Linked DNA regions of Homo sapiens: region 2 is linked to region 1. A link is an interaction called in ENCODE POLR2A ChIA-PET data of the cell type or tissue named here. Cell type or tissue: IMR-90. All regions are shown on one strand. Each heading gives the region's core, and the rest is flanking DNA. Links, peaks and the distances in the headings are about the cores only.

Region 1 (2,922 bases), core at 180-2,679:
TCTCTTCCATGAAATGCTAATTTTAAAGTGTTCTGCTTATTTCCATTTTGGGCATCTCCCTCAGTAGTATATTAGCCATGTTCTCCTGGGCACCTAGGTCCATACCTGAAACATTGTATGTATCAAAGCAAGTATTCATTTAATGAAGGAATCGAGGAATAAAGCAAAGTGCTCAAAGCCATGAATGCTCATTGATCTAAGGTCCATGTTGCAGTTACATGCTGACCATTTCTCTCTTCCAGGCAAATGTTGAGGTTCATGTGGTTTGATCTCTTTTCCCCTGAAACTTCAATCTGGACCTCACATTTTAAGTGTCTCAGAGGTCTGAAAAAAATGTCTGTAGGAAATCTTCCTAGTCAAATTTTAAACAGCTGCAAGTTTTATTTAAATGTCATTTTAAATGCAGAAGGAACATAGTTCAGCAATGGTGTGGCATTCCTTTGGGACCTGTGATTCTCATGAGCTTTGACCGCGGTGAAGCACAATGGGTTTGGCACAGAGAACAGAGACACTTCTCTGTTTCTATGCAGATCGCTTTGATGAGACCCAAACTCAAAATTTAGCTAATCTAGAAATTGAAAGAAGAGATTTTATCCCTTTGCCTCAAGTGAGAACCAGTACTTCAACAAATATCTGAAAATTAAAAGGGTCTATTTTAAAATTAATTAAGGGTCTATTTTTAAAGCTCACAACATAAGGAAGGTAAAATAAGTTTCTTTAAAAGAAAACTTTTGAATTTAGCATACCTTTTCGGGCAAATTCATAAAGGGGAGAAATTCTGAGAAAACATTAAAGAAAAATTTCTCTCTTACACATTCCTTAAGCTAGTAGATATCATAGCAGTAGTGCCTTTGATGATATTCTTTTGCTAATAAATTTTTAAACTGGAAAGAGAAATTTGGTTTCCCAAAATGAGTATCAGCCCTGGGTTTCTGCAGCCAGAATTCTGATGTGATTCATTGAAAACACACACTGGGGCCAATGAGGGCTGTGTTAGGCATGAATAGCATGTCGGGGGATCCACTATCTAGTCATAATGCCTGGAGGTATTGATTCTTATAGAATGAGATTGGTCTATGTGGTGGGCTTGAATTTCAAAACCCCAAGCTGATGTCTTAGCTATCCATGTACACTCAATTTGAGTCAAAGTTTACAAAAAGCATAGAGACTTCTTTAAAGTTGGTTTAACAATTCTCATTTTGTCTGCCTGTATTTACTTTGGATTCAAAAAAGAGTAGAAAGGAAGACGAGAAAAGCATATAATGCCTTGGAATGCTGATCTCTTTGTTTGCTTGTTAATATTGAATGATGGAGCATTTCACAGGTAACAAGGGTTCTAAGCAGCTTTCTGAGATAAAAAGCAGATGACCCAATACTGGGGGTGCTGAAAAACTCTAACCAGGTCCAAAGTAGAAACTTCCTCTGGAACTGCTCCATCTTCGGGTAGCTTGCTAAAAGATTTTTACATTCAGTTGGGTATGTAACCAAGACGGGATGCTGCCCTTTGCAAACATGACATTAGCAATCATCAATGCACACCATCATCTCCCAGTAGGACAGTTTGCTATAGTCATATTTTGATTACAACTGATTAGAGACCAAAAGAGGACCAAATTCAGTCAGTGTGGCTCTTTTAGTAATCACTTCTTCCCATCCATGTTAGAGAACTATATAAAATAGTCCTACAGCAAACATTTTCCAAAAAGCAATGGGACTTGCAAAAATATGCAAATTAAAAGTACAGTAAGATACCACTTTTTTAACCTATCAGATAGGCAAGAAGAATGATTATATCCAATGTCAGAAGGGGTGTGAAGAAGCAAATATTGCAAATATTGTCTGGCATATATTGATGTGGAATTGTAAATTGGTTTTAACACAGCAATTTCACTTCTGGGAATTGATCACAAGGAAGTAATTTAAAATGTGGGCAAAATCTTATGTTCACAGAGGTTCACTGAAGTTTTATTTATTTTAAGTATACATATATGTACGTATGTCTGTGTCTGTGTGATATCTATACATATATATATATGATATATATATATAACCTCATGATTATGGCTTTGCCATCTTCCAGGTGAAAGATGATGGTGCTTTAAATCAATACGATAGCAGTGGGGTTGGTGACAAGCCATTAAAAACCATGTTGTAGAATTCTTATGATAATTTAAATGCAAGCAAAACAAACAAACAAATACCTTATGACTACTTGTCATGATTTTGTAAACCTGGGAAAAATTAGTTTAAGAACATATTCCCAAATAATCACACCGGTTATCTTGGCTGGTTGGTGCTGGCTTAAACTTTTTGAGTTTTCTTTTTCTTTTTAGACCAAGTCTTGCTCTGTTGCCCAGGCTGGAGTGCAGTGATATGATCTCAGCTCACTGCAACTTCTGCCTCCCAGGTTCAAGTGATTTTCGTGCCTCAGCCTCCTGAGTAGCTGGGATTACAGGGGCCTGCCACCATGCCCAGCTAATTTTTGTATTTTTAGTAGAGACAGGGTTTCTCCCTGTTGGCCAAGGCTGGTTTCAAACTCCTGACCTCAGGTGATCCGTCTGCCTCGGCCTCCCAAACTGCTGGGATTACTGGCGTGCAGCTGTGCCTGTGCAACTTTTTGAGTTTTCCAATCAAGGGTAGAGGAAACTTCTGCATTATTTTTCAATCAAGGGTAGAGGAAATATCATAATTTCGAGTCTCAGAAACCAAAGGACCAAGCCACTGAATTCTCATTACCAGAACATTACCATCTTGGATATGTCTCTGGGGTTTTGCATTACTCCAGATCTGGGCTCCATTTCCTTTCAGAGAATAGTTTTCTCTTCTTTCCCTTCAGAATACAGAGGAAAACACATTACAGTTGGTTTTTCCAAAGACACTTTCATTGGTTAAGAACTAAGACTCTTCCTGCCAAGGTCATAT
Region 2 (2,922 bases), core at 196-2,695, 400 kb after region 1:
TGATGATGATGATGTCGATGACGATGATGACAGCAGCAAGCGGACACTTACAGAGCACTTATCTGTGTCTGGCCTTGTTCTCATCTTGGGAGTGTGTGTGTGTGTGTGTGTGTGTGTGTGTGTCTTCTCTCAACAATCCTGTGAGATATTCTTATATACCTTCTTATTCTCTTTTTATATTTGAGTAAAATGAGGCGCAGAGAAATTTTGTGACTTGGCCAATGTCACACCTCGTAAGCTGCATACTGGATTTGAATCCAGGTGGAACCTCATGGGTATATATAAGATTGTAAAAATACACGTTCCCCTTCACCAGGCCTTTCTTCTGACCTAAGTGGTGGCCATTCTCCACATCAGCCCTTGGCCCTCTATTCTCCATCTCAGGCTGCATATAACCTTCACTCAGCAGCTCTGTGCTGGTCATGCCCAGATATCCAGGCCTCATGGGCCTCTACTTTGTACCTCCAGCTGCCAGTGAGATAGTTGTATACAGTTGTCAGTTTCTTCCTTCCAGCCCCATTCTTTCTCATTCTTGTTTCCATGAGTCCTTATGCCCGTTGTGGCTCTGGCCAGCATGAACTTCCTGGTCATGTGTGTGCCATGCGTATTCCAGCATCTCCTGTCACCCTGTCCATGCCTTCCTCACCTATCCAGATGCCGCCACTACTTTGCCAGAGCTGAAGTAGGGATAAGGTACTCCCTGTCACCTTGGCCTACTCCTCCAGCCTGTATTGACATTTCTTCCTGCGTGTTCTGAAGTCACACCACGGAATTCTTAAGGATATACACTGTGACATTAGAGGGCTTGAGTTCAAGTACTGGGTCTGGGCTACTTTGCTTTGCTGCCCTTTAGTTTCCTTGTCTCTGAAATGGGGATAATAGTTCTTTTTTTTTTTTTTTAGATGGAGTCTTACTCTGTCACACCCAGGCTGGAGTGCAATGGTGCCATCTCGGCTCACTGCAACCTCTGCCTCCCGGGTTCAAGCGATTCTCCTGCCTCAGCCTCCCGAGTAGCTGGGATTACAGGCATGTGCCACCACGCCCGGCTAATTTTTTGTATTTTTTAGTAGAGATGGGGTTTCACCATGTTGGTCAGGCTGGTCTCGAACTCCTGACCTCAGGTGATCCACCCGCCTCGGCCTCCCAAAGTGCTGGGATTACAGGTGTGAGCCACCACACCTGGCCGATAATAGGTCTTACCTCATAGAATCAGGAGGAATAAATGAGATCATTGTGTCAACCGTGTTAATTATCAGAAGCGTAAGCACTATTCTGAACTTGGTGCATGACCTTCCCATATTGGTGCATTTTTACAGGCTATTTCTGAAGTTAAGACATGTCCGCTTACCTTGAGTCAAACATGAAATGTCTTACATTTTCAAAACACTTTCCCTTCCTTGTAGTCTCTACTTTAACCTTTAATTATTCCATTTTATATGTTAGCTTTCTCTCTTTCAATTATCTGGACTAGAGTCACCTGATACTCCTCTCCTCACCAGGGAATCAGCCACCGTGGTGAGCACGTAGTAGGTTGTGTTTATTATTGTGTGATCCTTAGTGAGTCTCAAGTAGGCTGAAGCTGCATGATGAGTCATCACACTGAGCAACTGTGCTCGGTAGGACTGTGTTGTTTATACTCTAATAGAAATATTTACCTTCCTTCTGAAGATCTGTTTTCCAAATACCTATTTGGGCATCTCAAATCCTAAACAGTGTTTATTAATCATACTTCTTCCAAGGACTAGCACCTGTTCTTCTTGGGCAAATAATCCGTAAACATACATCTGGATAGGTCCAGTTAGAATTCACTAACATAAATAGCGATGCCTTGTCAGTAATGTTTTAATCACATTTCTCTTAAGTTCTGCAGAATCTAGTTGATAAGAATGACTGTTCTTTTGAAAGCTACTGTGGACACACACACTCACATGCGCAAAAACCTCATACACACCATAAACATATGTTCTTTGTATTTTGTATTTCTTCCAGAGAAGAAAACACCCTAATTTTACAGGGTCATGAGGAATGAATGAGATAATTGTGTAAACTCCTCAGTGAATCTGCTGCTTAGTCCAGTTATTATCCATTTAAAGTTAATCATGAAGACACTTCATGAAGGAGAAAGTTTTGAGTGGTGAGAAAGTTACTAGGGTAGAAGTATAATAGTGATTATGTATATAATGCTATCTCCCAGGGACTGTTCTAAGGTGTTTGGGTACACACACACACACACACACACACACACACACACTCCTTTAATTCCCACGTGAAACCTAAGAGGCAACATTTAGGTGGGGAAACTGAGGTACTGAGATGAGTAACTGGGAGGATAGAAGACGAGGACGTGGGAAGGAGTGAGAAAAGGAATGTGCCCCAGGTGATTGGAGTGTTTCGCTTTGTAGTGCTGACCCTAAACTTAGGACTGTCCACAAAGAAGGAAAGGCAGTGAAGGGGGATGGAAGGTCATAGGAATCAGTCACTTGGACAGGCATGGGTATTTCAGCTCAGCCACTGCCTAGCAGTGTGGCATTGAGAATTACTGACCTTCTCCAGACCTCAGGCTTTTCACAGGTACAACAGGGGAAGGATAATGGCCTTTGTGTTGCTATGAAAAATAAATAAAATCACATGCAGGTATAAACATAGGCTTAGTCTACTGCTTCAAGAAGGTAGCATCTCAAAAATATGACCCTTTAGCACTTTTAGGATTTTCTCTGTAGGCTTCTAATATTAGAAGTGGGGAAATAATTATATGTTTCTTTTTTTCCTTTTTTTTTTTTTTTTTTTTGAAACAGGGTCTCACTCTGTTGCCCAGGCTGGAGTGCAGTGGTGCAATCACAGTTCGCTGCAGCCTTGACGTCCCAGGCTCAGATGATTCTCCCCCATTAGCCTCCCAAATAGCTGGGACCACAGGCACATGCC

What was found. ChIA-PET counts read pairs that join two places held together with the same protein. Peaks named below come from ENCODE experiments on the same cell type or tissue, not always from the same donor. Only the 100,000 strongest peaks of a DNase experiment are listed, where the experiment ranks them.
Region 2: POLR2A ChIA-PET joins it to region 1 with 8 read pairs; 2 of 35 experiments call an interaction of 5 or more read pairs at or near these places.

The regions. Positions count from the first base shown.
Region 1 is chr3:73,947,739-73,950,660 of GRCh38, reverse strand. No RefSeq gene overlaps it. Among named protein-coding and RNA genes, the nearest start is that of LINC02047, 51 kb to the left of the region's middle. In IMR-90, for the core only: no CTCF peak of the experiment used is centred there; no DNase peak of the experiment used is centred there.
Region 2 is chr3:73,551,555-73,554,476 of GRCh38, reverse strand. The region is part of intron 3 of PDZRN3 (PDZ domain containing ring finger 3); the gene reads left to right. The region is part of intron 1 of LOC101927296 (a long non-coding RNA gene); the gene reads right to left. Among named protein-coding and RNA genes, the nearest start is that of PDZRN3-AS1, 71 kb to the left of the region's middle. In IMR-90, for the core only: no CTCF peak of the experiment used is centred there; a DNase peak (open chromatin) is centred at 1,576; H3K27ac peaks cover 290 bases.